3 separate regions of the Homo sapiens genome follow, and all the other regions are linked to region 3. A link is a loop called in an ENCODE intact Hi-C map of the cell type or tissue named here. Cell type or tissue: mammary epithelial cell. All regions are shown on one strand. Region 1 overlaps CNTN1 (contactin 1). Region 2 holds the start of CNTN1 (contactin 1). Region 3 overlaps CNTN1 (contactin 1).

The links. Hi-C counts contacts between places; a loop is a spot of excess contacts. Peaks named below come from ENCODE experiments on the same cell type or tissue, not always from the same donor. Only the 100,000 strongest peaks of a DNase experiment are listed, where the experiment ranks them.
Region 1: a loop joins it to region 3, with 3 times the contacts of the local background. A loop is called at or near these places in 3 of 110 quality-filtered maps.
Region 2: it touches region 3 in a loop (4-fold over the local background); 2 of 110 quality-filtered maps call a loop at or near these places.

The regions. Positions count from the first base shown.
Region 1 is chr12:40,828,873-40,831,372 of GRCh38, reverse strand. All of the region lies in intron 1 of CNTN1 (contactin 1), which reads right to left. Among named protein-coding and RNA genes, the nearest start is that of CNTN1, 140 kb to the right of the region's middle. In mammary epithelial cell, no CTCF peak of the experiment used is centred here; a DNase peak (open chromatin) is centred at 1,532; H3K27ac peaks cover 1,145 bases.
Region 2 is chr12:40,691,301-40,693,800 of GRCh38, reverse strand. It overlaps CNTN1 (contactin 1), which reads right to left and starts at 1,362. Exons shown (of 24, transcript NM_001843.4): 1 at 1,209-1,362. In mammary epithelial cell, no CTCF peak of the experiment used is centred here; DNase peaks (open chromatin) are centred at 400 and 1,430; H3K4me3 peaks cover 1,641 bases; H3K27ac peaks cover 495 bases.
Region 3 is chr12:40,905,863-40,908,362 of GRCh38, reverse strand. CNTN1 (contactin 1) reads right to left here. Exons shown (of 24, transcript NM_001843.4): 2 at 1-6. Among named protein-coding and RNA genes, the nearest start is that of CNTN1, 210 kb to the right of the region's middle. In mammary epithelial cell, no CTCF peak of the experiment used is centred here; a DNase peak (open chromatin) is centred at 1,102; H3K27ac peaks cover 1,724 bases.

The sequences.
Region 1 (2,500 bases), 77 kb after region 3:
TGTTGTCTAAACATAAGCTCTGATTTCCTCAATTTTCATATTAGCTTGCTTTGTTGAAAATGGGTATATTACCTCTTTTCAAATACTTGTAGGCCTCCTAATCATCCATAAGTAATCTGTAACTACCACAATCCTAAGTAAATATAGTATATACATTTAATTATATGTGTAAATGTATATACTATAAGTAAATATATATACTATACATTTACAGTATATATTTATAGTATATATACTATAGATATTTACAGTATATATAGTATACTATATATGTATAGTATATATAGTATATGTATAGTATATATACTGTATTGTATATATTTATAGTATATATACTGTAAATATATATACTATACTATATATTAACTTATAGTATATATGTTTCATATATAGTGTGTGTGTGTGTGTGTATATATATATATATATATATATATATGTATATGTATATGTAACTACCACTTAGGATTATGGTAGTTACAGATCACTTATAGTAGTTACTAAGTAGAAAACTAGATAGTTAGGTAGACAGATAAAGAGTATATATATATATATATATATATATATATATATATATATATATACACTATACTTTCTCCCTCTCTCTCAATATATATAGAGAGATTTCTACTTCAATTTATTACAACATAAGTACAAATATATTTTAGCTCTATCAGTATTTATTCCCTATAAAGAAATATTACACCTTTCTACTTTAAAATATTATTGTCAATTATTTCTCACTCTAAGTCACCCTTAAAATTTATTTTTAAAGAAATTATAAACCCTTATATTAGTAAACCTGTTACTTCAGAATTTTTTATACATTGATTTTGAGTCACTAATAATGTATATCAACTACAGTTTAAGTACATTTTTCTTTCAAAATCTTATGTTTGATGTTTCACTACTCTCTCATTCCATTTGCCCTGTTTCCTTTTTAATATATATTTTTGTAATATATTCAGTCTCCATTTCCAATTATATCTAATACGATTATATGTTGCCATAATAATCACTATCTAAACTCATTTTGGTGCCTCATATATACCAAACAAGATATTTAAAAATTCTCATCAATTTTTTGTTGGTTCCTCCCAATTGATAGCCTATAAAAATTAATTATAACCACCGTGGGAAGCAGGAACTGAGCACATCTTATTCTAGATTTTCCTTACGTGATCTGGAAACTATTCTTTATCTGAACATTATGTCTTTTAAATGAGATTGGCTAATGGCTTGGGTTGAGACTAGAAAGAAGACAGAGAGGTTTAGATAAGTACAAGGGCAGTGCTTCTTGAATCCCTTTGTTTATACACTCTCCCCTTGTTAGGCCATTAATTCTACTGCTATGATCTTGTCACCCAGCACGGGAGCTTTTATTCTCCTACTGTCAACTCAGCCAGATCCAACAAGTAGCACTGCCATTCTACTTATTACTCAGAATTTAGTGTGTGTCATTAGGCAATAAATATCTTTAAGTTTCTGCCCCCCTCCATTCTTTCTCATTTTCCTCTAGATTCCATTTTATTAGCTGTTAATCAGCCACCTCAGCCAGGAGGCATTTCAGCAGAACTGAACACCATGACTCAGCATCAGGAGACTTCTAAGATATATAGGTAGTAATATCTCCTTCCTTTTTTCCCCTCCCTAAGGAAAAACTTCAGGTGTGAGTTTCCTCTTATACCTAAACTAGATCAGCTTTGAAGATTTAAACCATTCTGTAATGCTGGGAGTTCTGTGCACAACACCTGGACAACAGGAAATCCAAATAATATAGCAACATTGTAGCAGAATTGAAATGCATAAAATGTAGCATTTTATGCTGTGCTCTTATTATCATCATTACTCTAAATTTCTTTCTTTTTAAAAAAAATAAAGTGATACTTTTTTTTCCCAAAACATACTTGTCCTTATCTATTCTTGGTCTTGATAGATGATTTAGCAAACACACTTTTAAAAACAGTATTAATAAACATACATGAGGAAGTAGATATACCTATATATTATAGTGCATATATTATGTTTTATAAACTATGAATTATAGTATATATGTATGTGTGTGCATATATATTCACTAGTAATATAAATTCACTAGTATATATATTCACTAGTAATATATGTTCACTAATAATATAAATTGAAAAGTAGCCTTAAAGAATTTTACTTATCTAGTGTCTCTTGCTTTATATTTATTAATTCTGTTTTCTCATCCTAAAGAAATGTTCAGGAATTAATCATTTGCCATGATATTTAAGCAAGAAACTTTAATTAACAATGACTTCTGACAAATATACTCGTATAGTACTGTGTTTTTCAGTTTTACAGAGTTTTTGTAAATTTTATTTGGATCTTATGTAGTGGGTCCTATAATTGTATAGGGGTAATTTTTAAAAAAACAAGAAATAAAACTCTTTTTTGGGTAAATGTCACAACACGTCATCTATCCATACATTTTGGAGTAAGGCATTCTTAACAAGAGGGAAAAACAAAACCAAACCAG
Region 2 (2,500 bases), 210 kb after region 3:
TGGATTCCCTTTTGCCCCGCCCACTCAGTGCTTCCAGATTGCTTGAGAAGGCCAAGGCAGCCGGCTCAGCAGCAGGGAAGCCGGGCTGGGTATGCAGGAGCTATATATAGCTCCACCTTGGAGATGTGCACACACAAGCACACGTACGAATACCCATGCCCGGTTTGGCATGAAAATAAATAAATAAATAAGGAAAGGTCGCAGCTATCCGCTTTCCCTCTTTCCCATCATCCCAATTTTTCAGGAATTTTCAAAGCAGGGTGTCATCAGTCCCAGAGGGTGATGCAGCGTCGGATCTCTCTGCAATTCTTCTGCCTACTGCTCCCAGCAATCTGACTCCTGCAGGAACCGGCACTGGGCCAACACCTACTACCCAGATGCGGTCACCTAGGGAGGCAGCCTCGCAGCCGCTCGGAGCCCATCCGGGCACAATCACTTGACTCCCTGGAAATCCCTGAAGCCAAATCCACCTTTCAGAAACTAGGTGTGAAGGTGGTTCCCGTAGACAGCGCCAGGCTAGGAGGGAAGGGGCCGTGGCTCCGCGGTCTCTCCCTCCCACCTGCCGCAGATCGTGGAGAAGGGCCGGTGCCTTCTCAACGGAGACGTAATTAATCGGAACGTGCCCTTCGAGTTGCAGGGATTCTTCCCCACCCCCATCTCCTGAAGGGAGCTAGATCTTAACAGAGGGGTCAGGGGACAAACAAGTCGCTTCCTCCCCTCTCCGCAACCGCTCCCAGGTTTTCCGGGATGCGCTAGCCAGGCGCCCAGGTGGGATGGGAAAGATGAGCAGGTGCGGGCCGGCGTCGGGAGAAAAAGACCTGCAGGCCCCGGGCTGCCGACCTCTCTGCTTCCCCACCCCTCCCCTGCCGAGGCGATATGGCATCCCTGGGGCGAGTTCCCGGCGCTGGCGGCGGCAGCCTCCGAAAGGAAAGTTGACGAGACACAGACCCCGAGCTCGGAGCCCTCTTCTAGGGCACTGCCGTCCTGCCTTGCCCGGCACCCCAGGGCTCCGGCATCCCGCACCCCTGCTTCCCCGCACCCCAGCCACCTCCGCCCCAGTCCTTCCCGCGCCGCACGGCGAGAGCTGCAGGGACCACAGGAGATTTGGGGGTGACGAGGGCTGGGCGGGGCTGGGGGAAGGGAAGCAACAGCATGGAAATGCGCATTCTTTATTTTATCTGCAAAGAAGGAAAAGTCCAGCTTCCTACCTGTTCCCTGCTCCTGCTCGCCTCGGTGCGGCACAGCTGGACCATACCCTACAGGTTTCCCACTTCCGCTGCAAACACCTGGGAGCGCATCTCCCCACCGGCGCCCCTCCTCGCCTCGGCGGAGCCCACCCTGGCTACTTGACAGCAGAAGCCCGGCCTTTTAGGGCGGTTATTGGGGCAGCAGGGAAAGTGGGGCGGGGACCACAGGGAAACCCGCTTCTCTGATTGGACAACAGGGATATCACTCTCACCCCCAGGACCAGCGCAGGCTGCAGACTTGGGTAGCTGCTAAACCCAACTGCAAAGGGTCTCTGCAGTGCCTGAAACCCAAACCTGCTGCTACCGGATCAAGGACCCTTGCTGGAGAGAAACTGGTTTGATGACTTGTCATTTGGGGCCCCAAGAGGGAGGGAGGGTCCAGGCATAACTAGACACCCAGCACTTTCCTGAAGCTTCCCTGAAGGGACCATCTGCTCCGGGAGATTTGTCAGGCGAAAATACCAAGCCAGCGCCTCATAGAGAAGAATGAGCTTCGATTAGGAAATAATAAGATACTTATGTGGGAAAAAATACACACACAGAAAGGAAAATAAAACGATGTGAGGTTTTTTTTTAAAGTTTCCATTTTTGTCCAGATGTAACATGGCAGTTTTTCTTGAGAAAAGACGGAATTGCTTAGTCTGTAATGCAGAAGACCCCCTAATATTCCCTGGTAGAAACAGTGTTTTAAACGGGAAAGCACTGCATAATAACCTCTCAAAAAAAAAAAAAGGGTAAAAGAAATTAAGGCCAAACTGCATGAGAGATTTGCTTTGGGGCAGTTCAGTTTGTGGCAAAAGTCTTAAAATAATCACCATTAGACTGATTGATAATTAAGTGATCTGTTACTTTTCTATTGATAGTAGTTTATCATTTCTTTAGTACTCAGACACTGAGAGGATGTTTATGCCCCCAAACCTAAGTGATCCCAAGCCTGCCTTTTATGTGAAGGGAACAGGGTAAAATAACTTTGTGTCCAGTTGCCATCTCTGCCATTTATTCAGGTGGAATCTGGAAATTTTGGAATTCAAGAGACTCCTTAAATGAAGGAACGTGCTAGAACTACCACGTGTAAAACTGGGAGTGTAGGGTGTCTTAGTATATAGTACCATGTGAGGAATCAAGTTGCCTTCTGCCTGCAAATAGCCACATTCTTCTTCTATCTGAATTAAGTAGCCATCTTAAGTGCTGAGCATAAGACACAACTCTCATTCTCACAGAGCTTCAAAGAGCTTATGACAGGCTTGGGACAC
Region 3 (2,500 bases):
AAACACCTGCATCAAGAAAGAAAAGAAGAAGAAGGAAAGAATTAGAAGGAAGGAGAGGGGAAGGAAGGGGAGAGGAGGAGAGGAGAAGAAAGAAAGGGAAGGAAATTGGAAATGTTCATCATTTGAGGAAAACATTATTAACCTATGTGACTTTATGCTTTTCGTTTGTAGAATAAGTTTTCATTTATTTAAATATATTTGTAAACACCGTGTAATGCAAAGACTGGAGTCAGTATCAGAAGGCTTCAGCTGACATCCTAGTATTGACACAATGCAATCATGAGTGTCACTCAATCATGTGTTTAGGTTTCTTTTCCTCTGTAACCATTGAGTATAATAAGTCTTTTCTACAAATAGCACAGTTGTAAACATTTTGATATCATTCACTTTAATTGAAGGTTACATTTAACGGAAGGCCTGGTTCAAAGATTCAATTGAAGTTACATTTGTATAAGAGCTTGTAAACTCACAGACATTACACAAGGGTGATGATGTTAGCATTTTCTGTTAGTGGCTTAAGGAAAATTTTTGCCAGACATGCTAATTTTAAATGTTACAATATATTAATTAATAAAATATTCATTCCTCCTCATCCCTTTTACTTCTTTCACTTATTCAAGAAAAAAGCAAATAAGTGTTCCTTGCATGTCAACAGGGGACAATCAAGGTTTTGTGGGGCCAAAATTGTCCATTTGGAGAGCCTTCTTTCAGGACAAGAAGAAAATAAAATTACTAATATAAACGAAAATACAAAACCATGTAGCAGTCTAATTAAAATATCTTGCTTTTAAAAATTTTGCAATCATGTACGACCATGTGATTACACTGCTAAAGTTTCACCCAGGACCCTGGAATAGCCTCATGCAGGTGAAGGGCCCTGCTACTTAAGTTTCATCATCTCCGTGGTAAAATCCACCACTGTGACTAAGCATGTAGCTATGAAGACTCAAAAAAGAAAGGCACAGTTTGCTTGCTCTTAAGAAGTTCACAGAAAAAGAGTACACAGATATGTGAACAAGCCAGTGCAATGACATAGTTGTGTGGACCTGTATGCTATTAAACGTGAAAAAGTGTTAATCATTTTCACTGAAACCATGGTAAACACAGCACGGTGGGAATGGGCCTTCCTGCGGTAGGCAGGGCCTTATACAGGAGTGTTGCATTCTTAGATTTGAGTCATTTGGTGACTTCCTGCCTCAACCACTGCTTACTGGATCACCTTAAGAATGATATGGCCTAGGGCATTAGAGCACTCATCAATAATGACACAATAGGGGTTTCATCTTGAAAAGACATTAAATCATTGTTTTAAAAGAATATATAATAGCATAACTGAAATCTCATGACATAGAATTGAATGAAAACATAAATTAAGATAGAGCATGGGCTGGGCACAGTGGCTCACACCTGTAATCCCAGCCCTTTGGGAGGCTGAAGCTCGTAGATCACCTGAGGTCAGGAGTTCGAGACCAGCCTGACCAACATGGTGAAACCCCCATCTCTACTAAAAATATAAAACTAGCCTGGCTTAGTGGCGCATGCCTGTATCCCAGCTACTCAGGAGGCTGAGGCAGGAGAATCACTTGAACCTGGGAGGTGGAGGTTGCAGTGAGCCGAGATCTTCACACCACTGCACTCCAGCCTGGGCAACAAGAGCGAAACTCCATCTCAAAAAAAACAAAACAAAAAAAAAGCATGAAAAACAATTTTAAAAGGAAAACACATGTTGTAGTGTTCAACGTATAAATATAGTCGAACATATTTAAAACAGCAACATTAAAATCCTACTGATTGCTTGCACCATACTATTATGTCAGAGAAAAATATAGGAGTCTATTTATTTTTTAATGGATTTTGAGAACACATATACTCCCTGATTTGCAAGAATCCTAGCATTTGGCAGAGGCTGGACAAAATTTTTACCTGGACCATGGTAATATATGGGCCAGGATAAACATATTTTTCCTTTTTAATATATATAAGCCTGAAATTTTAAATTTTTATTAATTTATTTTCCTAGGCAGAATTGGGCAGAGAGGAAAATAAACAGTTTAATAGAGGTGAAGAATGAAAAGCAATTTTTTTTTCTTTTGAGACGTAGTCTCTCTCTGTCGCCCAGTCTGGAGTGCAGTGGTGCAGTCTCGGCTCACTGCAAGCTCCACCTCCTGGGTTCACGCCATTCTCCTGCCTCAGCCTCCCGAGTAGCTGGGACTACAGGCACCCACCACCACGCCCGGCTAATTTTTTGTATTTTTAGTAGAGACGGGGTTTCACCGTGTTAGGATGGTCTCGATCTCCTGACCTCGTGATCCGCCCGCCTCGGCCTCCCAAAGTGCTGGGATTACAGGCGTGAGCCATTGCACCCGGCCAACAATTCTTTTAGAGGACAGGAAAATCAATTACATGATCTGTGGAAAGATTTTTAGCTTTTTATTTTGATTGTGCATGACATCGTTATCTACATATAGACTTAAGTGAAAATTTTTGAAATGTGTACACA